Regions from separate parts of the Homo sapiens genome. Here regions 1, 2, 3 and 5 are each linked to region 4. Evidence: chromatin loops called from intact Hi-C (ENCODE). Cell type or tissue: Caco-2. All regions are shown on one strand.

Region 1 (5,000 bases), 260 kb after region 4:
AAAACAAAACAAAAAAAAGACATGGCCGGCTGCAGTGGCTCAGGCCTGTAATCCCAACACTTTGGAAGGCTGAGGCAGATGGATTACTTAAGGTCAGGAGTTCAGGATCAGCCTGACCAACCTGGTGAAATGCTGTCTCTACTAAAAATACAAAAAATTAGCTGGGTGTGGTGGTGGGCACCTGTAATCCCAGCTACTAGGGAGGCTGAGGCATGAGAAACACTTGAACCCAGGAGGCAGAGGTTGCAGTGAGCTGAGATCGCACCACTGCACTCCAGCCCGGGAGACAGAGCAAGACTCCACCTCAAAAAAAAAAGAAAGAAAGAAAGACATAATCTTTGCCTTCCAGAAATTAACAATCAGGTATGTGACTTATACTCAGATAATGACAGATGGGTACATTTTGAAAATCCTGTAAGAGAAGTAAAGACACTGTGCTATGGGAGGCTAACTTCCAGTGTGGAAAGTTGAAGACTTCATGGAGGAAGTGGAATTTAAGCCTGACAGAAATGGGGGAAAGACAGTCCAGGAAGAAGAAACAGTCTAAGTAAAGGCAAAAAGATGGGGTAGTGCATTCAAGAACTGCTGAGTTCCATTTAGCTGAGAGTAGTTTATCTGCAATGGACTGAAGTTTGTATCCCCTCAAACTTTGTATGTTGAAATGCTAACCCCAAAGCAACAGTATTTGAAGACGGAGTCTTTGGGAGATGATTAGGTCATGAAGGTGGAGCCATTATGAATGAGATTAGTGTTCTTAGATGTGTAAACCAAAAATAAAATTCTAAGCCCTTCAATTGACTGATGAAGCCCCCCTCTCAGCCAAGGGCATTCCAAAGTAAAACTAGTTCAGGCTGTGATGGAAAGCGGAAGTCAGACATGCTTCATTATACCCTCCTCCTTTTGGAATTCAGGCACAAATTGTCAGTGCTAACATTAAAGCAGAGATCTTAAGATTGATAAAACAGACTCTTTGCAGCAATAAGATACCAAATTCCAACCTGACTCTACTATAGCATCACATGATAGATAGTAGGCCCTGAAAGAAATCGAAGTATTTTGCCCTAAAATTTATTTATTTGACATATTTTGAAATGGCCCTGCAAAGCTGCCTCTTGTAGGGAAAATTACTCTCTAGAGAATCTCCTTCCCTTTCCAGGTCTTTTCCCTGATCTAGGAGAGAATCAACTCTTTCAACCAATTGCCAATCAGAAAACCTTTGAAACCACCTGTGACCTGGAAGCCTCCACCTCACCCCACCCCACTTGGAGTTGTCCTGCCTTTCCAGACTGAACCACCGTGCACCTTACATGCATTGATGGATGTCTGCCTGTAACTTCTGTTCCCCCTAAAATGTATAAAATTAAGCTGTGACCCAACTACCTTGGGTATATGTTCTCAGGACCTCGTCAGACTGTGTCATCAGTCATGGTCCTCACATTTGGCTCAGAGTAAATCTCTTCAAATATTTTACACAGTTTGACTCTTTTCATTGACATAAGAAGAGGCCAGAAGCCAGGTACAGTGTCACACACCTGCAGTCCCAGCTACTTGGGAGGCTAAGACAGGGGTATTGCTTGAGCCCAGGAGTTTGAGTTCAGCCTGGGCAATACAGAAAGACCCTGTCTCTAAAAAAGAAAAAAAAAAAGAAGAAGCCAGAGAGCTAGTCAGCTCTCCTTTTTCCAGTGTGAGGACACACCAAGAAGATGGCTGCCTGTGAACCAGGAAAAGAGCCCTCACCAAGAACCCAACCCTGCTGGCACCCTGGTCTCAGACTTCCATCCCCCAAAACTGTGAGAAATAAATATTTGCTGTTTAAGCCACTCAGTTTGCAGTATGTTGTTACAGCAGGCACTGTCTAAGGAGAAGGAATAGAAGATGAAGTCAGGCAGGAAGGCAGAGGCCAAACTTTGGAGGCCTGAATGCTGGGCCAAGAAACAGGGAGTTTTATTGACAACATTTAAGCAAGGAAGACATAGTCATAAGTGATCAGATATAATTGGCCACAACTATTTTAATTTAGAGATTAGATACCTAACCAAGAAAGACAAGAAAAGATGTAAATTGCCTACTCTGCCTTAAAAAAATAACAGGCCGGGCGCGGTGGCTCACGCCTGTAATCCCAACACTTTGGGAGGCCGAGACGGGCAGATCACGAGGTCAGGAGATCAAGACCATCCTGGCTAACACAGTGAAACCCTGTCTCTACTAAAAATACAAAAAAATTAGCTGGGTGTGGTGATGGGCACCTGTAGTCCCAGCTACTCGGGAGGCTGAGGCAGAATGGCATGAACCCGGGAGGCAGGGCTTGCAGTGAGCCGAGATCGCACACTGCACTCCAGCCTGGGTGACAGAGCAAGACTCTGTCTCAAAAATAAATAAATAAATAAATAACACAACCATTGCCATTGATGTGGACAGATTCCTGTTCATCTATGGATCATGCAACATAACAATGGATATGCACATTGTCCCACACCTGCCATTTTGATGTGGGATGCTGTTTGCTTACAACTCAAAAAACTTCATGTGTGCTCAATCTTTATAGTTTGTTTGTGCAGGTCTTTCTCTCTGAGCTGGTGTCCAAGATTTCCAGACAGAAGGAAGAGCAAGTGTACCCTCTGTGTCCAGATCCTTAAATGCATCTGAGCCGCCTTTGACCCCACCTGTCCCCACACCTTGATTTCAACCCCACGAGTGGGGCAAATGAGAACCTCTCTCCTGTCTCCTTTCTCTCTCTCTCCCAGTCTCCTCCTTCCAGCCCAGAAAGGGTCTTTACTGCCTTCCTGTATGGTGAGAAATTGCTCTATATGACATCCTACCTAATTTCCTCTCCTATTGTTAACATGAATAAACTCAAAACTCTAATCCTCCAGCTTTGATTCACATAGAACCCACAAACCTTACTTCTCCCAAAGAAGCTGGCTCTGCACATAAAAATCTTGCAAATGAAAATCCTGATTATTATCTCTGAAATGTACCTGAGACCCTATCTGGGAAGTCAGGAACTGAAATTGATCTCTAGTCTTCAGTTAGATTTTGCAAAGCCCACTGTGTAGTAAATGATTTAACTTTGCTCAAAGAGCGGTCTGGACTTTGCTGTTGGCCCCTGGGCAGTCATCTCTAAGCCCTTGGAATGTCCTGCCTGATAACAGTGTCCTTGTTTTCTAAGGGACTTTGGACTACACCAGAAAGTCCAACAGTGTGATTTATAGTGAAAATTTGAGTCATATGATATCAGTTCAATCTCTAGAGGAACTGGAACCTGAGGTCAGCCATGTGGAAAGTTGACCATGAAACCTCAGTACAAACTCTTAGACTACCACAGTGGCTCATGCCTGTAATCCTAACACTTTGAGAGGCTGAGGTGGGAGTATCACTTGAGGTCAGGAGTTCAAGACCAGCCTGGGCAACATAGCAAGACCCTGCCTTTACAAAATAAATTTAAAAATTAGCCAAGCATGGTGACGCATGCCTGTATTCCCAGCTACTTGGGAGGCTGAGGCTGGAGGATTGCTTGAGCCCAAGAGTTTGAGGTTACAGTGAGCTATGACTGTGCCACTGCACCACAGCCTGGATGACAGAACAAGACCCTATTTCTAAAATAAAATAACCCTGGTCACCCAGGCTCAGGTGAGCTTCTTGGTTGGCAGTACTCCATATGTATTATCAAATATCTTTGCTGGAAGAGTAACACTGTCCATGACACTAGGAGAAGATGGCTGAAAGCTCCATGCTTGGAATTTTCCTGGACCCTGCCCTACATGTCTCTTCCCTTGGCTGATTTTCATCTGTATGCTTTCCCTGTACTAAACTGTAACCATGAGTATAACAGCCTTCAGTGAGCTCTGTGAATCCTTCTAGAAAATTCTAGCAAATGACCAAATGTGGGGATGGTCTTGGGAACCCCCTGAACTTACATTTGGTATCAGAAGTGAGGGTGGTCTTGAGGGCTATTTGTCTAATTCTTCACCCCCTGATAGTAGCTGCCACATCCTCAGTGGGAAAAGAGGACCACAGAGCAACAAAAATTAACTGCGATGAGAATTAGACAAGATAATAGTTCCTAATACACACATATAAAAAGAAAACCAACAGTGCACACTAGGTGAATGCTAATAGTGAGATGCAGGCTCTGAGTAGTACCAAATTCAGAAGAAGGAACAGTGACTGTGGATGAAAGTGGTGAGGGAAGACTTCCTGGAGGTGGTGGGACTTGAACTGGGATTTTGAGGATGTAGAGAAATTAAACAGGCATAGTGAAGAAGAGCATTCCAAGTAGGAAAGAATATTTACATCAGCTTGCTAAACTGGCATATCGATTAGAAGTCTAGAGAGTAAAGGTTACAACAGAAAATTAAGGTATTATTAGCCTTGAAAGCTTCCTGATGTTATTTATCTCCATGGGCTCCTTCATTAGCCAATCACTGTAAAAATATTTTCAAAATACCAAGAATCCCATTGCTAATTTGGAACACAGAGGCAAGAATTCTATTCTTGATTCTTTGATCTTTTCCACAGCCCATGCTAAACATATCTCTCTGAAAGAGTAGATTGGCCTTGAGAAAGATGGGATCGGTGAAGACCCATGGCCTTTGTACTCACAAGAAAGCCTTGGGAGTCAACGCTGCCCAATATCAGCCATGCCAGAGGATGAAAGTGCACTGCCCAACATCAGCCATGCCAGAGGATGAAAGTGCACTGCCCATCTCCAGCAGGTGCCAGTCATAGAGGATGAAAGCAAACAGTGCCCCCTAGAGGTGTGTGATGGGGCTGCCCTGTGGGTAAGGAAAAGCTTTAAGGCTGCAAGCCTGATGTAAAATCACTGGCTCCAATAAGAGAAATTACAGAGCATGGGCTCCTATACTGAAGGCCATAACATAATTAAGGTTAAGGAAACCAGGCGTCATGGTGCACGCCAGTAGTCCCAGCTACTCAGGAGGCTGAAGTGGGAGGATCGCTTCAGCCCAGGAGTTCAAGGCTGCAGTAAGCTGTGATCATGC
Region 2 (5,000 bases), 220 kb after region 4:
TAGTTTGAGAGAGGCCACTATCCCAGGAATAGAAAAGAGGAGTGTATGTGTACGTGCAGATGTGTGTATGGGTGTGTGCTTGGTGGTGGTGGGATGGGAAGTGGGGAAGGAGGGAGATGGAAATGGCAGTTAAGATTCTAAAAAGCAGGCACTTGGAGCTAACTCACTGGCTGAACCAATTGCTGGTAATCAAAGGGAATGCAATTAATGGATGCTGAGCTCACAGAGCCACGAGGAACGTAAAGTTAAGGTCTGTATTCTAGCCTTCACTCACCACATGTTTCATGCCTCATTTTCAATTACCCGTTAGGCAATTAACTATGCAGCTTAAATGAAATGTGTGGAATTCAGGAGAGATTAAACCTGATAGACTCAGCTAGTAAAGCTTTAGCATTCAGAAGTTTAATGAGATGATAATGGGGAAGAAACTGCCCTAACCCTTGCTAACCCAGGCTATACCAAGTCTATCATGCAATGTCGAGAATATGCAGCAACCACATAGCACTCAGGCAGAGTAGATGCTTCCACAAAGCCTGAGACACCTGATCTTCTGGGAGCAACCTGTTCTTATCCCCTTTACCCCAACCTCCTGCTTTCTCAGACCCTCCCAAGAATAACAGGAAAATGTAGCTCTCAACAAATCTTAATATTTGGGAGATTTTGTGTATTCGCTTTGTTTTGGTTGAGCTACTCACAGACAGTTTTTTCCTCTCCCAAATTACTTAACTTTTTTCTTACTCATTTTTTTCTAAACTAGCAAACAGATGTTCTTGATGAGATAGCTAATTTTTTTAAGTGAGCCATTTATCAATTGTCTTTAAGGAAAATGGGCTTCTGGGGATGGTATTGAGTGTAAATACCAGAGACATGAATTGGCTCTCTACTCTGTCCATCAGACTAGCTAGATGATCTTGCAAAAGTCACTTAACTGTTTGTACAATTATGCATTCATTCATGCGACAAATATTTACCACACACCAACCATGGCCAAAAAAAAAAAAAAAGACCATGTTAGGTATTATGTAAGGAGGTAGAAAGATATAAAGGATGGGATCCCCAAGGAGATCAAAGTCTCTGTGTGAGATTCAGTATCTGCTATGTGTCAAAGCCAAGCACAAATAAAGTGTGACAGGAATTCAGGGAGAAATCCTTCTGGTGGTAGGAGATCCCAAAAGACTCAATAGAGGAGACTACACTTCAGCTGAACTTTGAAGAATAAATGAGGTTCAGAAGGCAGAAAAGGAAGTGGAAGGTGAAGAGCAAAGCCTGAAGCAGGGCAGAATAATACAAAATATGTTCAGAAACTAGAGGTGGGAGACTTTCTTGGTCAGGCTGAGACATTGAGACCCTGGTATTTCAGGTAGAATAAAGCAAAGGAAAGCAGAGAGCAGGAGACCAGTTTGCAGGCTGATGGACCAGGTCAGATGTCAGCTAAGACATGACCCAGTGGGAGGGCAGTGGAAGCAGAAAGAAATGGACTGAAGCAAGAAACATAAATAGAAGTATTTCTCCCAATTCCAGAAGTCACCTTGGGAATACGGAGGATATTAAAGATGCCTGACATTGTCAGGAAGGTGTTGAGGATCATTATGGTAATGACATTAAGAGTTTAGGCTGGCTGGGGTGGAACATTTCTCATATATATATATTTTGAGACAGAGTCTCAGTCTGTCGCCCGGGCTGGAGTGCAGTGGCACGATCTCAGCTCACTGCAACCTCCACCTCCTAGTTCAAACGATTCTCCTGCCTCAGCCTCCTGAGTAGCTGGGATTACAGGTGCCCACCACCATACCTGGCTAATTTTTGTTATTTTTAATAGAGATGGGGTTTTACCACATTGTCCAGGATGGTCTCAAACTCCTGACCTCAAGCGATCTCTCGCCTCGGCTTCCCAAAGTGCTGCGATCAACGGCGTGAGCCACCGCACCGTTTCTCCATTTTAGAATACTGGAGATTTCTGTGTTAGCCAAACCTCCTGAGGAGGCCGACAGGAATTTAAATGAAGGGCTATAGTTTAAAATAAATCACAGCCTCCATCTCCTCATCTGCCAACTGATGGTTTAGACCAGCTCAGTAAGTTCGCACCCTGGATGCCCATTAGAATGTCCTGGGAACTTTCTGAAAACACAGATGTCCAGGCGGCACCCCAGACCAACTAAGGCAGAATCGTTAGAGGTGAGAGGTCCCAGTGGGCAGTCCCTGGGGGAGAGTGCTTGGAAGGAAATGCCCAGCCCTTTGATGATTCTTCTTTTTCACCTTCTGTATAGACTGTGGGAGGAAAAGAGTTCAGTGACTTTTACTCAAATTGACCAAAATATAAAACAGATTTACCTTTGATCAAGAATCTTCAATAGAGAGAAATACCTTACTAAGTATTCCAAAATGAAGGCTTGTTTCTATGTTCTGTAATCCCCCTACTGGAGGCATTTTTTTTTCTTTCCCCAGAGAGAGCTACAGAAAAGAAGGATTAAAAGGAAAAGAATCCTGAGTCTGGAATCTTGGAGGTGTTGCAAGTCAGGGCAGGTTGAGACTTGTGCTGCAGACACAGCCATTTCTCCACTACGGCCTCACTGACCATCCCCCACACATTCTTTATTCCTTATGATGTGGAAATCTCTTTCCATCTAGTTTCTTATTTGCTCCTAAAACCACTCTGTGAGTTAGATTATTAATGTTCATTTTATCAATGGGAAACAAAGGCTTGAAGATAAGAGTGGACCTTGCCCACATCCCCCCATTAGTAAAGCCAGGATTGGAAAGGACACAGGCCTGAAGGCTGGATTCTTCCCCCACCTTCTGCTGCCTCCACAGAACTGGAAATGTCAGGAATCTAATGGACACATCGATGATAATTCAAAAGTAAAGATTTCTTAACTAAACATTCTCCCCATCAGCCTGTGAACTATTTCCTTCACCAAACTTAGAGCTGGAACTCAAAGTATGGAGCAAGACTGGCTGGCTTTAATTATTTTCCCCTGCATCTCCTCTGTTCTTTCCTCCACCCAGTGGCAGAGACGCCTAGGAGCCTGAAACTTGGAAAATGCAGGCAGAGCCGAAAGACAGAGAAGCAAGCAATATGTATCACTCAGAAGCTGAATAATCTTGTCTCTTGACCAGGTCTTAGCTGCATAGGAAAGGCTGAGGAAAGCCTGTCTGGAGTAGTGCAGATGTGTCCAACCACAGGAGTCCCTTTGGTATGTGGCAGGTACTCAAACATTTGCTGAACAAGAATTGAGGATTCCACTCCGGAGACTTCACACTATCTTGTCAAGAAAAACACAACTAGTCTTTAACTCCCCTCCCCCAAAAAACTCTAAATTGTATGTCATTTACATAATTTTTTTTTTGAGATGGCGTCTCTCTCTGTCGCCCAGGCTGGAGTGCAGTGGCCAGATCTCAGCTCACCGCACCTCCGCCTTCCGGATTCAATCGATTTTCCCGCCTCAGCCTCCCGAGTAGCTGGGATTACATGTGCCTGCCACCAGGCACGGCTAATTTCTGTATTTTTAGTAGACGGGATTTTCACCATGTTGGCCAGGCTGGTCTCAAACTCCTGACCTCAGGCAATCCACCCTCTTCGGCCTCCCAAAGTGCTGGGATTACAGGTGTAAGCCACCACGCCCAGTACATTTACATAAATTAACATACCATATCATATGGTTTGGCTGTGTCCCCACCCAAATTTCATCTTGAATTGTAACTCCCACAATTCCCACGTGTCTGGGAAGAACCCAGTGGGAGGTGATTGAATTATGGGGGCGGGTCTTTCCTGCACTGCTCTCGTGATAGAGAATGAGTTTCATGAGATCTGATGGTTCTAAAAACGGGCGTATACTTGCGTAAATTCTCTCTGCTGATGCCATGTAGGAAGTGCCTTTTGCCTTCCGCCATGATTGTGAGGTCTCCCCAGCCATTGAACTGTGAGTCCAATAAACCTATTTTCTTCCCAGTCTTTATCGGCAGTGTGAAAACAGACTAATATACTGTAGATAAGTCAATACATGCTGTCACAACCAGAGAGAAGCATATGGTTCACATCATTCTCTCAGGAATCAGTGGGTTTCAAGGAACAGAAATCCACTCAACTGGCTGGGTGAAGGGGCTCAGGCCTGAATCCCAGCACTTTGGGAGGCTGAGGCAAGCAGATCACTTGAGCTCAGGGGTTCGAGACCAGCCTGGCCAACGTGGTGAAACCTCGTTTCTACTAAAAAAAAAAAAAAAAAAAAAACACATACAAAAATTAGCAGGGTGTGGTGGCATGGGCCTGTAGTCCCAGTTACTCTGGAGGCTTGAACCGGGGGAGACAGAGGCTGCAGTGAGCTGAGATCATACCACTGCACTCCAGCCTGGGCAACAGAGCAAGACTTTTCATCTCAAATAAAAAATAAATAAATAAATCCATCCGACTGTGGATTCCAATCAAAAAGAAATGCCTTGTAGGACATGCAAAAATTCCTGCCCTGGAAACAGACCTTGTTCTACCTCTCCAGAGCTATGTGTTTTTTCCCAGATCTTGCTCTCTCCTCTCCATTTCTCTTTGAGCTGCATTATAGACACAAGCCTATGTCAACTGGACCTTTCAGGACCCCTTCACTCTCTCTGTCTCCAGTTTCAAATTCTCAAAAGAGAGAATCTGATTGGATGCTGGCCAACAAGTGGATTGGCTGGACTCTGGTCAGGCATCCACCACAGATCCAATCAGGGGAGGGGAGGGAGCATGGTACAAACAAAGTCTACCTGGATCCCACTTCTCCTTCCACCCAGACTACTGGTGGGGAGAGTAGTTTCTAGTAAAGAAGGCTGTGGGTAGGACAAGAATCTCCAGAAATTTCTATTGTGGTCGTTATCCCATATAATTCTAAGAAGTCATTTGAATTAAGTTACCTCAAATAAAGACCAAGTGTGTGAGTCCCTGTATCTCCTTTTTTTTTCTTTTTTTTTTTTTTTTTTGAGATGGGGTCTCTGTCTGTCGCCCAGGCTGGAGCACAGTGGTGTGATCT
Region 3 (5,000 bases), 430 kb after region 4:
GGAGAACAGCAGCTAAGCAGCTGGCAGACCAGCAAGAAGGAAAGAGAGAAAAAGAAAGTCAGAGAAAGAGGAAGAAATAGAGACAAAGAGAAGGAGTCAAAGGAAAGAGAGAAAGAGACAGGAAGTCAGAGAAAGAGACAAAGAAGAAGTCAAAGAGATAGAAAGAGAGATGGAAGTAGTAAAGAGAAAAACAGTGTACCCTATTCCTTTAAAAGCCAGGGTAAAGTTCTGTTTACCCAGCCAAGGCATATTTTTCTATGTGGAAGATCGACCTATATCTGCCTCCCCACTAACTGGACAGGCACCTGCACCTTAGTCTTTCTAAGTCCCAACATTAACATTGCCCCAGGAAATCAGACCTTATCAGTACCCCTCAAAGCTCAAGTCCGTCAGTGCAGAGCCATACAACTAATACCCCTACTTATAGGGTTAGGAATGGCTACTGCTACAGGAAGGGGAATAGCCGGTTTATCTACTTCATTATCCTACTACCACACACTCTCAAAGGATTTCTCAGACAGTTTGCAAGAAATAACAAAATCTATTCTTACTTTACAATCCCAAATAGACTCTTTGGCAGCAGTGACTCTCCAAAACCGCTGAGGCCTAGACTTCTTCACTGCTGAAAAAGGAGGACTCTGCACCTTCTTAGGGGAAGAGTGTTGTTTTTACACTAACCAGTCAGGGATAGTACGATTTGCCGCCCGGCGTTTACAAGAAAAGGCTTCTGAAATCAGACGCCTTTCAAACTCTTATACCAACCTTTGGGCAACATGGCTTCTCCCCTTTCTAGGTCCCGTGGCAGCCATCTTGCTGTTACTCGCCTTCAGGCCTTGTATTTTTAACCTTCTTGTCAAATTTGTTTCCTCTAGAATTGAGGCCATCAAGCTACAGATGGTCTTACAAATGGAACTCCAAATGAGTTCAACTAACAACTTCTACCAAGGACCCATGGACCAACCCACTGGCACTTCCACTGGCCTAGAGAGTTCCCCTCTGGAGGACACTACAACTGCAGGGCCCCTTCTTTGCCCCTATCCAGCAGGAAGTAGCTAGAGCGGTCATCGGCCAAATTCCCAACAGCAGTTGGGGTGTCCTGTTTAGAGGGGGGATTGAGAGGTGACAGCATGCTGGCAGCCCTCGCAGACCTCGCTCGCTCTCGGAGCCTCCTCTGCCTGGGCACCCACTCTGGTGGCACTTGAGGAGCCCTTCAACCCACTGCTGCACTGTGGGAGCCCCTTCCTGGGCTGGCCGAGGCCAGAGCCAGCTCCCTCAGCTTGCGGGGAGGTGTGGATGGAGAGGCACGGGTGGGAACCAGGGCTGTGCACAGTGCTTGCAGGCCAGCGCAAGTTCCGGGTGGGTGTGGGCTTGGGGGGCCCATGCTCGGAGCGGCCAGCCAGCCCTGCTGGCCCTGGGCAGTGAGGGGCTTAGCACCTGGGCCAGCAGCTGCTGTGCTCGATTTCTCACCAGGCCTTAGCTGCCTCCCTGCGGGGCAGGGTTCAGAACCTGCAGCCTGCCATACCTGAGCCTTCCCCCGCCCCGCCACCGTGGGCTCCTGCATGGCCCAAGCCTCCCAGACGAGTGCTGCCCCCTGCTCCACGGCCCCTGGTCCCATTGACCGCCCAAGGGCTGAGGAGTGCAGGCGCATGGCGCAGGACTGGCAGGCAGCTCCACCTGCGGCCCCGGTGCGGGATCCACTGGGTGAAGCCAGCTGGGCTCCTGAGTCTGGTAGGGACTTAGAGAACCTTTATGTCTAGCTAGGGGATTCTAAATACACCAATCAGCACTCTGTATCTAGCTCAAGGTTTGTAAACACACCAATCAGCACCCTGTGTCTAGCTCAGGGTTTGTGAAGGCACCAGTTGGCACTCTGTATCTAGTTAATCTGGTGGGGACTTGGAGAACCTTTATGTCTAGCTAAGGGATTGTGAATGCACCAATCGGCACTCTGTATCTAGCTCACAGTTTGTAAATGCACCAATCAGCACTCTGTGTCTAGCTCAGGGTTTGTAAACACACCAGTTGACACTCTGTATCTAGCTAATCTAGTGGAGACACCGAGAACTTTTGTGTCTAGCCCAGGGATTGTAAACGCGCCAATCAGCACCCTGTCAAAACGGACCAATCAGCTCTCTGTAAAACAAACCAATCAGCTCTCTGTAAAATGGACCAATCAGCAGGATGTGGGTAGGGCCAGATAAGAGAATAAAAGCAGGCTGCCTGAGCCAGCAGTGGCAACCCACTTGGGTCCCCTTCCACACTGTGGAAGCTTTGTTCTTTCGCTCTTTGCAATAAATATTGCTACTGCTCACTCTTTGGGTCCACACTGCCTTTAAGAGCTGTAACACTCACCACGAATGTCTGCAGCTTCACTCCTGAAGCCAGTGAGACCACGAACCCACTGGGAGGAACGAACAACTCCAGCGGGAGGAACGAACAACTCCAGATGCGCCATCTTAAGAGCTGTAACACCCACTGCGAAGGTCTGCACCTTCATTCCTGAGCCAGCGAGACCACGAACCCACCAGAAGGAAGAAACTCCGAACACATCCGAACATCAGAAGGAACAAACTCCGGACACACCGCCTTTAAGAACTGTAACACTCACCACGAGGGTCCGCGGCTTCATTCTTGAAGTCAGTGAGACCAAGAACCCACCAATTCTGGACACAACAGGATGTCTCCTGGAGGGCCCGGCAGCCTCACAGTGAAGATCCAGACTCCGCAGAATCCAGGTGCTGGGAGCGTCCGGGCAAGGCTGGGCCTGGCGGGCTCTCTGAAGGCAGCGGTCCAAGCCCACCCAGCCTCGGGCTCTGCACAGGGCCAGCCCCTCAGGGACTGCGGTTGACGACTCCGGGCTTGGTCCACTACGCCCACCTGGGTCCCGGGACATTGTCTATCTAGCCCGGAGGAGCTGGGAGGACAGAGGCGCCTCGGGAAACGCGCGCCTGCTCCCTTCGCGGGGCAAGGGCGACACCCAGTGGTGGCCGTGGGAACTCGGCTGCGTGGTATCCCCAGCCCGGGGCAGGCGCTGGGGCCCTCTGACCCCACTGCCCTCTTCCCTCTCCTCCCTCCTGCCCTGCTCCCAGCCCGCCCTGCAGACCCTGGCCCAGTTCCCAGGCTACCGTCAGCGCTGCTTGCCCCAGCTCCCTCCGCCCCACAAGGGGCAAACCCTGGCCAGGGCGGGGGCACCCCGGCTCTTTCCCAGGGTCCACCGTCCAGGGTGTCTTAGGTGGCCTTGAATACCAGGGACTGCCGCCCACCTTTAACTCCAGTCTCGCCCTGGGGTGCATGGCCCCGTTACCTGTGGGCCTTCACAATAAACGCAGCTCCTGCTAGCCCCTTCTCGCTGGGAAAATCCGCCTCCCCAGTGCATTGAGGGGACCTCGCGCTGTCACCTCGCAAAGGGCTCGCTCCACACCTAGAATCTGGAGCTCCCTTCACCTGCAGAGCCAGGACCACACCTGCCGCGGTGGTGAGCCTTGGAGGAGGCCACCATTCCCCAAACAGGACACTGAACAGTCCCTCTAGGCCAAGTTTATGACCGGCGTGTCCACTTCAAAGGCCACGGACATCTCCCAGACTTAACACTTTTCCATTATGCGTCCCTTTCACTTTCGGTAGCGAGGTCTCAGGAATGCCTTTCCAGGCTCCAGTCATATCGTTAAGATCGTTACGTACACTTTTCTCACTTTATGCTCACGCCAAACCTAAGAAGTTAGGTATTTCCGTCAGTGTTTTACAGATGAAGATACAGCGTCTTTCAAAGTTAAAAACGTTGTGAAGTTCCAACACACAGTAACAGAGCTAAGATTTGACCTCGGGAGGGACAGATGCCATAATCTCTTAATCTGACACCTGAACGTTCAGTTACTGATTCCTGTAAACCTGTAGGAAGACGTATTATTGTGGTAGTGTGGTCACCCACGGTGGAATATTTCGCACCTTTACTCTCCCTCCTGTCTGAGTAGTCCTTTGGTTGGTTTTCAGTGTACCAAGGACAGGTACTTCCAGCTCACCAGAGGTGACAGCTAAGTCCTCCTGCCCCAGTTCCGCCCTGGGTGTTCCTCCGACTTGCTCTGATCCCACCGCATGTGCCCCTCAGCCTTGGCCTCTGCAGGCCAAGGATCTGCATTCCCAGCGGGTTCCCTTAAGGACACTGCAATGTGGCCTGGCTTGGCCCAATACTATAATAATTTCTCCTTAAAGAAAGCAGCCTGCCAGGGCATTAAGTCAGCTACCATTTTGCTCAGCAGAGAGTCCACCTGCAGCCCCCAGCACAAAGCCTGGTTCACAGTGGGCACACGCTGCACACTTGAAGAATGAATGACCCCAGGCTGGATGGCTCACGCCTATAATCCTAGTACTTTGGGAGGCCAAGGGGAGTGGATCACTTGAGACCAGGAGTTTGAAACCAGCCTGGCCAATATAGTGAAACCTGTCTCTACTGAAAATACAAAAAATTAGCCAGGCATAGTGGCAGGCACCTATAATCCCAGCTACTTGAAAGGCTGAGGCACGAGAATCACTTGAACCCAAGGAGGTGAGGGTTGCAGTGAGCTGAGGTCGCGCCACTGCACTCCAGCCTGGCCGACAGAGAAAAAAAATATATTCCCATGGTGCTCTCCCTGGTGTCAATCTGTATCTTTTCTTTTTCTAAGGACACCAGTCATAGTGAACTGAGGCCCACCCTAATGACCTCATCTTAACTTGATTACTTCTGCAAAGACCCTGTTTCCAAATAATGTGACATTCACAGGTACTAAGGGTTAGAATAACATCTCTTTTAGGGGGACACCATTCAACCCGTAACAGCAGTGAAGGGCAATGTACCTGTGGTCTCACTGTCAATTAAAACCAAAGCTCTCAGGGCTTGGTTTGTCACAGGAAAGGTCAGCGGCGTTTATGAGGTTGGGTTGCTTTACACACTGCAGAGATGTACTGGTTTCCCCCATGACTCCTTTCGCTTTTTATTGGTCCATCAGTAATGTTTTTGTGGT
Region 4 (5,000 bases):
ATAAAGAAGATGAAATGTCAGCTGGGTGCCGTGGCTCATGCCTGTAATCCCAGCACTTTGAGAGGCTGAGGCAGGCAGATCGCTTGAGGCCAGGAGTTTGAGACCAGCCTGGCCAATATGGCGAGACCCCATCTCTACTAAAAATACAAAAATTAGCCTGGCATGGTGGCATACACCTGTCATCCCAGTTTCTTGGGAGGCTGAGGCAGGAGAATTACATGAACCCAGGAGGCAGAGGCTGTGGTGAGCAGAGATCGCACCACTGCACTCTAGCCTGGGTGACAGGGCAAGACTCAGTCTCAAAAACAAAACAAAACAAAACAAAAAAACAGTTGAAACATGAAGAAAGGCATGAAGATGTTAAATATCATAATGCATCCAGAGATCTGCAAGTATTTTAGATGTGTCTGGATAGTAAGATGTGTATGGCAAGGGAGAGAGATCTGAGATTAAAGGCTGTGAAGAACTTTGTACAATACCCTAAGGAGCTGGTGCTTCATTCTAAAAGCAAGGATAAAGTCATTGAAGGGTTTTAAGAAAGGGGAAAATATGAGGGGTTCTGATTGTGAGAAAGATTAGTCTTTGGACAAATATAAAAGGAAGGTTAGGAGTAGAAAAGTCAGTGAGAAAATCTACAATAGTCCAGGCAAGAGAAAGTGAGAAAATGAACAGCAGCAGTTTGCAGTGGGCTTGGTGATCAAGATATATATATATATATATATGCGCGCGCGTGTGTGTGTGTGTGTGTATTTTTTTTTTTTTTTTTTTTTTTTTTTTTTTTTTTTTGAGAGAGACAGGGTCTCACTCTGTCACCCAGGCTGGAGTGCAGTAGCACAATCTCAGGTCACTGCAACCTCCGCCTCCCGGGTTCAAACGATTCTCCCGCTTCACAGTAGCTGAGATTACAGCCTCAAGAGTAGTCAGGATTACAGGTGCCTGCCACCAAGCCCAGCAAACTTTTTGTATTTTTAGTAGAGATGGGGTTTCACCATGTTGGCCAGGCTGGTCTTGAACTCTTGACCTCAAGTGATGCACCCGCCTCGGTCTCCCAAAGTGCTGGGATTATAGACGTGAGCCACTGAGCCCAGCCATTGTCCCTTATATATTAAGGTGGTAGAATAAAGTTGACTATGTCATAACAGTGAGTTATTCATCCCAGTATGTGCATTGGAATTGAGGTGAATTAATTCCTTTTCTGTAACATTTTCTAATAAATTGCATCTACTTCTTGAGCTTAAATTGAATAAATAAAGTATCTCACAAAAATGTAAAGTTTTACTGTATTCATAGCCTTGTGGTTAAGATTATACTCCGTAGGAGATACCAATAAATATGCTTATGTAAATGGCAGACCATCACAGGAGAGTTTATTCGCAAATGAAGTTGTGAGAAATTTCAGCAATAAAATAGCAGATAAAGTAGTGATAATTTAAATTTAATAATTCAGAATATATATAGGTATAATTTTAAAGGGACATGTGTTCCCCCTGGCTAATGTTCTTTCTTGTTTGCCATTTTATGTTCATCAGTTTGTTAATATTCTTTAACCTCCTCTCTTATCTTTAAGACAAAAGGTAATGAACTAGCCCGATGCTTTGTATTCCCATAGTCACTTGGGTTAATAGTTTTCCTTTTCCTCTTCTACTTTCTTTAAATCTATTGAGATTTGTAGCAATAGTTCAGCCATAATTATGACCTAGAAAAATTGTGAATAGGAAAATAGGGCAATCACTTCACTATGTATATGTATATCAAAACATCATATTGTATGCTTTAAATATATACAGTTTTTAAAAGAAAGAAAAATGTGGCTTTTAGTTTTCTTTTTCAATGTATGTTAAGTGCCTAGCGCAGCAGCTGGCCGGAAGGAGGAGCTCAGACGCAGGCAAAACAGGGCTTGATCTGCATCCTGCTAGTCCGTGCCCTCCCATATGCAAATGAAGCCCTGGCAGAAGAAGTCCATCCGTTGAAGTGCTTCCTAGTGAACTCTCTGCCATGTCTGCTATTTAGTTCCTTCTACGTCTTACCCAGAAAATAGAGGCTTGTTTAGGGCTATTATAGTCAGTAATCTTTCATGATAAATAATCATAAATCAGACATGCAGAATATCTACTCTCCTCCTAAAGAAAAAATAAGTAATTTCTTACAATGCCAATCAGTTGGTTTGTTTTTGCTCCAGTAGACTGGCTGAGAGCCATTAATAGAAGGAAATGCACATTGCAGGTAACTGGAAGGATAAATCTTAGTAAAATTAGTACAATAAACCTTTCTCAATTACAAATATACTTCATATAATTCTAATACAGGTGACCCTGGCTTTAAGCCTGCTGCTGAACTTACAATCCTTCCTACTTTGACATTACTGTAAAGACCAAACCCCATACTGAGGACTATTAATTTCTGCAAGCAATGCTTCAGCATTTTGATTGCCAGCCTGATATGCTTACCGAGTATCATATGACAATAACTCAGCTACCATGGTCTACAGGTACACTTAGAGTAAGTGAATCTCTTTCAAGCTGCTCTACATTTTATTTTAGCATGTTTTCTGTAAACTTTTAAATGCCCTGCTCTTCATTGTGTCTAAGAAAAAGATGTGATGGAATGCATAGAGTACCAAAACTACTTAAAAAAAAGGTGAGATAATCCATCTCTTTGAAAAGGAAACATGAGAGTTTTAACAGTAAGAGAAATGAATGTGAATGAGCAAACTTCCAAGTCCACTTGTCACACTCACAAACACAAGCACAACTCTGAAGTTCAAGGAAACATCTCTGGAGACTCTGAAGAGCACTGAGCCAATGCAATGGTATTTTTAAAAATAAAATGGAATGATTTATCACATGGAAGACCTTACATTGTGTGATGGGGGGTGCCAAAGCCATGCTCCACTTCTTTGTCTAGTTGAATAGAGCAAGTCACCTTGGAAAGGGGCTTCCTTAGTCAAAATATAATTTTCAAGGGCCTCTCTTATCTAATAGATACTCACTGCTCCAGAAATGTCTGTAACAGATTTTTTTTTAATGTTCTGACAAAGGCAGGCCCTTGCAGTGTGTAACTTGTGGCAGGAGAAGTTACACCAAGTTTAATGATTTTTCTTTAGGCTTTTTAAGAAGGCAGGAACAAAGACCTCAACACTTGCTCCCCAAAATTCAAAGTTAAGAAAAACAGAGTAGATCAGGATTGGCTGACCCAAGTTCTGCTGGCCAAGGAGACCTAAAGGATATTAAAAGTAAACTCACCACTGGGACTGAGCTGATGTCCAGTTCCAGCACAGGAATCTTAAGAGTTCTGGTCCAGGCTGGAGCTAGAAGCACCTCTAAACTTGATTGCCTGGCACCATAATTCCTGCTTTGAAAATGCAATGGCTGAACATGCAAATTCAAACAACAATGAAAAGGCTCCAGCAATCAAGCCTGTGGCACTACAAGCAGAACCTGGGTAAGCACAAGCATTGTTCCAGGGTCTATAAGAGTCCATTGTAACCTGCAAGGCTAACCTTCAGATAAGATATAGAGCACCTGCAAAAGCACCATCAGGGCTGACCTGTTTCTACATTTATCACACCAGAATTTCAACTGATTAGAAAATTGGAAATGAAGGAAAGTCCATAGAATGAAAACATTAACTGCCTGTTAAAAGGTCATGTCAGGAATTGAACATTTAATTCAATATAAATTCAATAAATTCAAAAATTAATTCAAAGTAATTGTGTTTCTAATGAAATTAAGAAGCAATTCCAGGCCGGGCACAGTGGCTCATGCCTGCAATCCCAGCACTTTGGGAGGCTGAGGCCGGTGGATCACCTTAGCTCAGGAGTTGGAGAGCACCCTGGGCAATATGGTGAAACCTCATCTCTACTGAACGTACAAAAATTAGCCAGGCGTGGTGGCGGGCACCTGTAATCTCAGCTACTCAGGAGACTGAGGCAGGAGAATCGCTTGAACCTGGGAGGTGGAGGTTGCAGTGAGCCGAGATAGAGCCATTGCACTCCAGCCTGGGCGACAAGAGTGAAACTCTGCCAAAAAAAAAAAAAAAAAAAAAAAAAGAAATAATTGCATTTACAATAGCATCCAAAATAATGAAATACTTAGGAATAAAGTTAACAAAAAAAAATACAAAACATACGCTTTGAAAACTACAAAACATTGTTGAAAGAAATTAAAGAAGATCTAAAAACATAGAAAATCGTCCCAAATTCATCGATTTAAAGAATTCATGTTGTTAAAATGGCAATATTCCCCAAACTGATCTACAGTTTCAATGCAATCCTAATCAAAACCCGAGCTGCCTTTTGGAAGAAACTGACAAGCTAATCCTGAAATTCACATAGAAATGCAAGAGACCCAGTATAGCCAAAACAATATTGAAGAAAAATGAAGCTGAAGGATTCACACTTTCTGATTTACTACAAAACTTACTACACAGCTGAAATAATCAAGACAGTAGTGTGCTACTGGCATAATGATAGACATATAGAGTATAATTGAGAATTCAGAAATGAACCCATACATTTATGCACAATTGTTTTTCTACCATGATACCAAGACCATTTAATGGAGAAGGAATAGTCTTTTCCACAAATGGTTCTGAGAAAACTGGATATTCATATACAAAAAAAAAAATGTGTACCACTTCCATACACAAAAATGAACTAATTTTTAATTCAAAATAATTGTGTTTCTAATGAAATTAAGAAGCAATTCCAGGCCAGGCACGGTGGCTCATGCCTGTAATCCCAGCACATAAAAGTTGATCATAGTCCTAAATGTAAGAGCTAAAATATAAAACTCATAGAAGAATGCTGTATTAGGGTTCTCTAGAGAGACGAAACTAGTAGGAGATATATATATATAAAATACTTAATAAACTTCCCTTTACATATATATATCATATATATGATATAGTTATATCATATATATGATATATATAATAGTTGTATCAACTAACACTCTACTGTAAAAAGCATGAGTCTCCCCATCAATCTGCATCCTCACCTG
Region 5 (5,000 bases), 400 kb after region 4:
GACGGAGCAAAGCAAAATCAGGTAAGGAATAGCATTTTGTAAACTCGAAAGTGTTAGGCATTACTAGTTCCTTTTCTTCAGGGTAGCCTTTGCAGAACCACTGGAAAAAGAGTTTGCTAAGCAAATGAAGGGTGTCGCCACCTGGGCAGAGGGAAGGTTTTGCCTAGAAAACTATTCTCTGGCATTTCAAAATAAACATTTGACCGCCATCACAAATGATTCTTAAATCATTCTTCCAGGGCCGGGTGCAGTGGCTCACGCCTGTAATCCCAGCACTTTGGGAGGCCGAAGCGGGCAGACAGCTTGAGCCCAGGAGTCCGAGACCAGCCTGGACAACACGGTGAAATCCCCTCTCTACAAAAAAACACAAAAATTAGCTGGGTCTGGTGGCACGTGCCTGTAGTTCCAGCTACTCTGGAGGCTGAAGTGGGAGTTTGATCCCGGGAGGTTGAGGCTGCAGTGAGCCATGATTGAGCCACTGCACCCCAGCCTGGGCCACCAAGCAAGACCCTGTCTCAAAAAAAAAAAAATCATTCTTCCCCTAAGTCACCCAGGAACCCCTGCATGACAGGGCCTCATTTGACCACACCTGGATTGGAATGTCCCACACGTAGTTGGCTCTGAAGAAATGTAAGGCTGCAGGACTGCTCCAGGGCCTCAGCTGGGAACCCCGCCCATCCCTGCCTTGAATGGAACCTGTAATAAGCCTAGTTTCCTAAAGCTCCCGGGGAGGCAGGATCAGTGGTTGAGAGCCAGGCTTTTGTGGCTGCGTTGAGTACTAGTCACAACTCACCGGCTGTGTGCCCTTGGGCAAGTCACTTCATGGTAGCCTCTGCAAGCCTTCCGTTTCTCATCCATACAACAGGGACGGGGAAAGCCCCTCCTCACAGGGTTGCTGTGAGGATTACATGATTCCAAGCACTGAATAATGCCCAGCATTCAGGGAGTCTTCATAAAGTATTGGCTGTCACGCTCAGGGAAGAAAACCAAATCTAACTATGAAAAGCCAGTTTCCTCGGCGTAGCCTCATTGTGAGCTTTGGTGCCAGAGATGGACTCAACTGAATGGTGGCTTTTCTCCGTGAGCATCCTCTGGGCCTGAGAAAGGACAGCTAGAGGGGCCTTTGGCCTACGCCTCAGCGGACTCAGGTTTCGGCTGATACTCGGTGGCAAGTTCCTGAAGAAGAGCCAGTAAGGCTTGTCACAAAGGTCGATGGTAAGCGAGGCCACCCACCCACACCGCTGAAGCTGCCATGAGCTGTGACCCCAGCTGAGAGACCACAGGCGGACCAGCGAGGTTCCTGCGCATGCGCTATGCTGCTCACTTCCCGGCATTGAGGCGCTGCACCCAGCCTCCCCTCCTGGCGGGGACCCTCAGCCCCAGACACAGCCACTAGCCTAGGCATAATTCAGTGTTCCAGCTTACTTAGGAGAGCCCGGGAGTTCATTTCAAAATGTCAAATGATCCTTGGTGACTAATGGCCCCTGCTGTGCTGAATATCTTCACAGAGGCTGTCCTTCCGCACCCCCAGGGCTCTGCACTCCGGAAACATCTATCTTGGTGTCTGTGGCAAGGAGCTGCCATGTCGTCAGATCGCCCAAAAAAGCCAGGGAGCCACAGAACTGCCTAGATCCTGCTGGGGTGAGCACTGGGGAAGTCTTGGCCAGAAGGCATTCTCTAGGAATGGAGGATGGGAACACATAAATTCAACCACCCAGAAAAAATAAGCAGAACGCTGGACAAGTGGATCTCACAGGGTGTACTCAGAAAACAATTGGATTATTTTATCATTTCCCCCTATAGTTTGCCCATTGAAACCTGCTCTGTGAAGATAGCTCTGATCCCACACATGCGTGAATTTCCAGCAGGTTCTATACCTCTCCTGCTCACTCCCAATTTTAAAAAGTCCTGTAGCCACTGTTTAAAATTTTTCATTGTGGAAATTTTCACACATCACCAGAAAAAAGACAATGGTACGGTGGATTGCCGTGTAACCAATCACAGCCATGTTGTTGTTATATGAATTCCCACCTCACCCCAACACATTTTTTTTTCTGGAATTTTTTTTTTTTTTTAATTGAGATGGAGTCTTGCTCTGTCACCAGGCTGGAGTGCAGTGGCGTGATCTCGGCTCACTGCAACCTCTGCCTCCCGGGTTCAAACGATTCCCCTGCTTCAGCCTCCTGAGTAGCTGGGACTACAGGCGCGCACCACCATGCCTGGCTAATTTTTGGTATTTTAGTAGAGGCAGGGTTTTACCATGTTGGCCAGGATGGTCTTGATCTCCTGACCTCGTGATCCGCCCACCTCGGCCTCCCGAAGTGTCAGGATTACAGGCGTGAGCCACCACGCCCAGCCTCTGGAATGTTTTAAAGCAAACCCTCTGATTAATTTTAGAAACACAAACTGCCTTAGTTCAGTAATGAGTAAATCCACACCAGCAGAATGATCCAGGACTCTCAAAACTTCACTTTCAGCTAAAGCTTATGCTGCAGCCTGGGAGCCTGCCTTTCAGCAGGGGGCCTGGGTGGGTGTTGCCTGTGTTCCCCACCTCAAGTTTCTCTTCCTTGCCCTCACAGCTGCCTATGGCTACTTCAGGGTCAAGAGCAGTGGGATAGTGAAGAGGGGCGATGTTCCCACTGGCCCTGACCGGCTAGAGGCAGTGTCAGCTACGAGTCCCAGAGCGGGCTCTTACTCTGTGCTCCCTGGGTCTTGCCTACTCAGAGCTGGCACAGAGCTGACTGCTGGACTGGACAACAGTGCATGAGCTGAGTAAACTGAGCCCGGGATTAAGAGGGGAGTCTGATCGCTGATGGTGGAAACAGATACTGGAGTCCCTCCTTACCTGCAGGGGATATGTTCCAAGCCCCCTAGTGGATGCTTGAAACCACAGGTAGTATGGAACCCTACCATCCTATATAGGGTAGGGTTACTACCCTACTATCCTATAAGGTTTGTTTTTTCCTACACATACATACCTATGGTGAATGTTAATTTATAAATTAGCCACAGTAAGAGATTAACAATAACAATAATAAAATAGAACATTTATAACAATATGCCAATATCACTACTCTTGCACTTTTGGGAGCATTATTAAGGCAAAGAAGAGTTACTGGGACACAAACACTGTGATTCTGTGACAGTGGATCTGATAACTGAGGCGTCTCTAAGTGACTAACTTGGTGGGGAGTGTCGGCAGCATGGACATGCTGGAAAAGGGATGATTCACATCCCGGGCAGGACAGAGCAGGACAGCACAGTATTTCATCATGCTCATCACGCTACTCAGAACAGCCACGATTTAAAACTTACGAATTGTTTATTAGCAGAATTTCCATTTGGTGTTTTTGGACCGAGGCTGACCTCGGGTAACTGAAACTGTGCGTGGATAAGGGGGACTACTGTACTATCTGATTGCTGGGCTGGACAGCAGTGTGTGCCAGGTAAGCTGAGTATGCTGTGGTCGTCTTTCACTATGAAGTTTTTTTTTTTTTTTTTTTTTTTTTGAGACAGAGTCTCTCGCTTTATCACCCACGCTGGAGTGCAGTGGCACGATCTCGGCTCACTGCAACCTCTGCCTCCTGGGTTCAAGTGACTCTTATGCCTCAGCTCCCAAGTAGCTAGGACTACAGGCGTACGCCACCATGCCAGGCTAATTTTTGTATTTCTAGTAGAGATGGGGTCTCAAATTCCTGACCTCAAGTGATCCACCTTGGCTTCCCAAAGTGTTGGGATTACAGGTGTGAGCCACCACATGTGGCCGATGAAGACATTTTCTCAGTGGAAAGAAAAATGTGGCCGAGGGAAGGCAGGGAGAATATGAACTGCTTTACCTACTGGGGGAGATGCAGGATTCTCTTCCTGCTTAGGTAATCTAGCAACTCTCTTGGGAATGTGGCAGTTGCTGGCACTTCTTGCCTTGGAACTGCGCTTTCCGATTTGGTAGCCACTAGCCACAGGTGGCCATGGAGTGCCTGAAATGTGCTGTGAGTGTAAGACACAGACTGGAGTTCCAAAACTTGGGGTGAAAAAGTAATGTAAGATATCCCATTAATATGTTTATATTGATCACATATTGAACTGATATGTTTATATGTTGCATTAAATGAAATGCATTATTAACATTAACTTTACCTATTTATTTTTAATTTTTATTTTTTTAAAATTTTTAATATATTTTTGAGACAGGGTCTGTCTCTGTCACCCAGGCTGGCGTACAGTGGCGTGATCTAACTCACTGCCACCTCTGCCTGCCAGCCTCAAGCAATCCTCCCACCTCAGCCTCCTGAGTAGCTGGGACTACAGGCACCCACCACCACACCCAGCTAATTTTTAATTTTTTTAATGTGACTACTAGAGATTTAAAATTACCTCTGCAGTGCACTCTTAGAGACTCAGCTAAAACCATGAGTGAAGTTATTACCTTTAGAAAAACTCCTTCCCCACCCCCCAAACTTGGTCTTGGAGCCAGTGAAGGTTTGAGCTGGATGAGTGTCTAGTTGGACCCCTTCACATTACAGATGATAGAACTGAGGACTAGAGACGAATGACCTGCTCAGCTTGCAGTCAACCATGTGCACTTAAGCTATGTCAAGCTGTTGCTGAAAAACGGTGGAAAAGGTGGGTGACAAACTTGCAGAAAATGCTTAGTACATTTATATTTCAAAATGAAATCTTTCAGTGTCTCTCACAGAATGACAGCTGAGGGGCGGGAGGGCTGGACTGCGGACCTTCCCCACGGCCTGTGGAAACAGCAGGCCGAGTGCCAGCCGGCACGTGGCTCCAAAGAGGTCTGGGTCTGAGGTCAGTGAACTGGCAGCCTGAGGCTGAAATCTGGCCCTCAGACCTGTTTTGATTGGCCCAAAGTGTTTGAAACTTTCTTGAATCATTTGCCAGCATTTAAACATTGAGAAATGTAAAAATAAATAAATAAATACAGGTTTCTGACTTGTCTTGAAAAGTTTGCCCTGGCGGCGAAAGGCTTGCTTTCCTGCCTG

Evidence for each region. Hi-C counts contacts between places; a loop is a spot of excess contacts. Peaks named below come from ENCODE experiments on the same cell type or tissue, not always from the same donor. Only the 100,000 strongest peaks of a DNase experiment are listed, where the experiment ranks them.
Region 1: it touches region 4 in a loop (11-fold over the local background); 12 of 110 quality-filtered maps call a loop at or near these places.
Region 2: a loop joins it to region 4, with 14 times the contacts of the local background. A loop is called at or near these places in 3 of 110 quality-filtered maps.
Region 3: a loop joins it to region 4, with 31 times the contacts of the local background. A loop is called at or near these places in 30 of 110 quality-filtered maps.
Region 5: it touches region 4 in a loop (4-fold over the local background); 3 of 110 quality-filtered maps call a loop at or near these places.

What each region holds. Positions count from the first base shown.
Region 1 is chr18:51,277,984-51,282,983 of GRCh38, reverse strand. No RefSeq gene overlaps it. Among named protein-coding and RNA genes, the nearest start is that of MEX3C, 83 kb to the right of the region's middle. In Caco-2, a CTCF peak has its summit at 4,774 (motif pointing left); a DNase peak (open chromatin) is centred at 3,113.
Region 2 is chr18:51,319,448-51,324,447 of GRCh38, reverse strand. No RefSeq gene overlaps it. Among named protein-coding and RNA genes, the nearest start is that of LINC01630, 70 kb to the left of the region's middle. In Caco-2, no CTCF peak of the experiment used is centred here; a DNase peak (open chromatin) is centred at 2,547.
Region 3 is chr18:51,108,483-51,113,482 of GRCh38, reverse strand. No RefSeq gene overlaps it. Among named protein-coding and RNA genes, the nearest start is that of SMAD4, 81 kb to the right of the region's middle. RefSeq lists a silencer at 2,957-3,066 and enhancers at 2,809-3,308, 3,309-3,810. In Caco-2, a CTCF peak has its summit at 2,980 (motif pointing left); no DNase peak of the experiment used is centred here.
Region 4 is chr18:51,534,588-51,539,587 of GRCh38, reverse strand. All of the region lies in intron 1 of LINC01630 (long intergenic non-protein coding RNA 1630), which reads right to left. Among named protein-coding and RNA genes, the nearest start is that of LINC01630, 150 kb to the right of the region's middle. In Caco-2, no CTCF peak of the experiment used is centred here; a DNase peak (open chromatin) is centred at 1,907.
Region 5 is chr18:51,133,788-51,138,787 of GRCh38, reverse strand. No RefSeq gene overlaps it. Among named protein-coding and RNA genes, the nearest start is that of MEX3C, 61 kb to the left of the region's middle. RefSeq lists enhancers at 1-875, 876-1,855. In Caco-2, a CTCF peak has its summit at 2,817; a DNase peak (open chromatin) is centred at 647.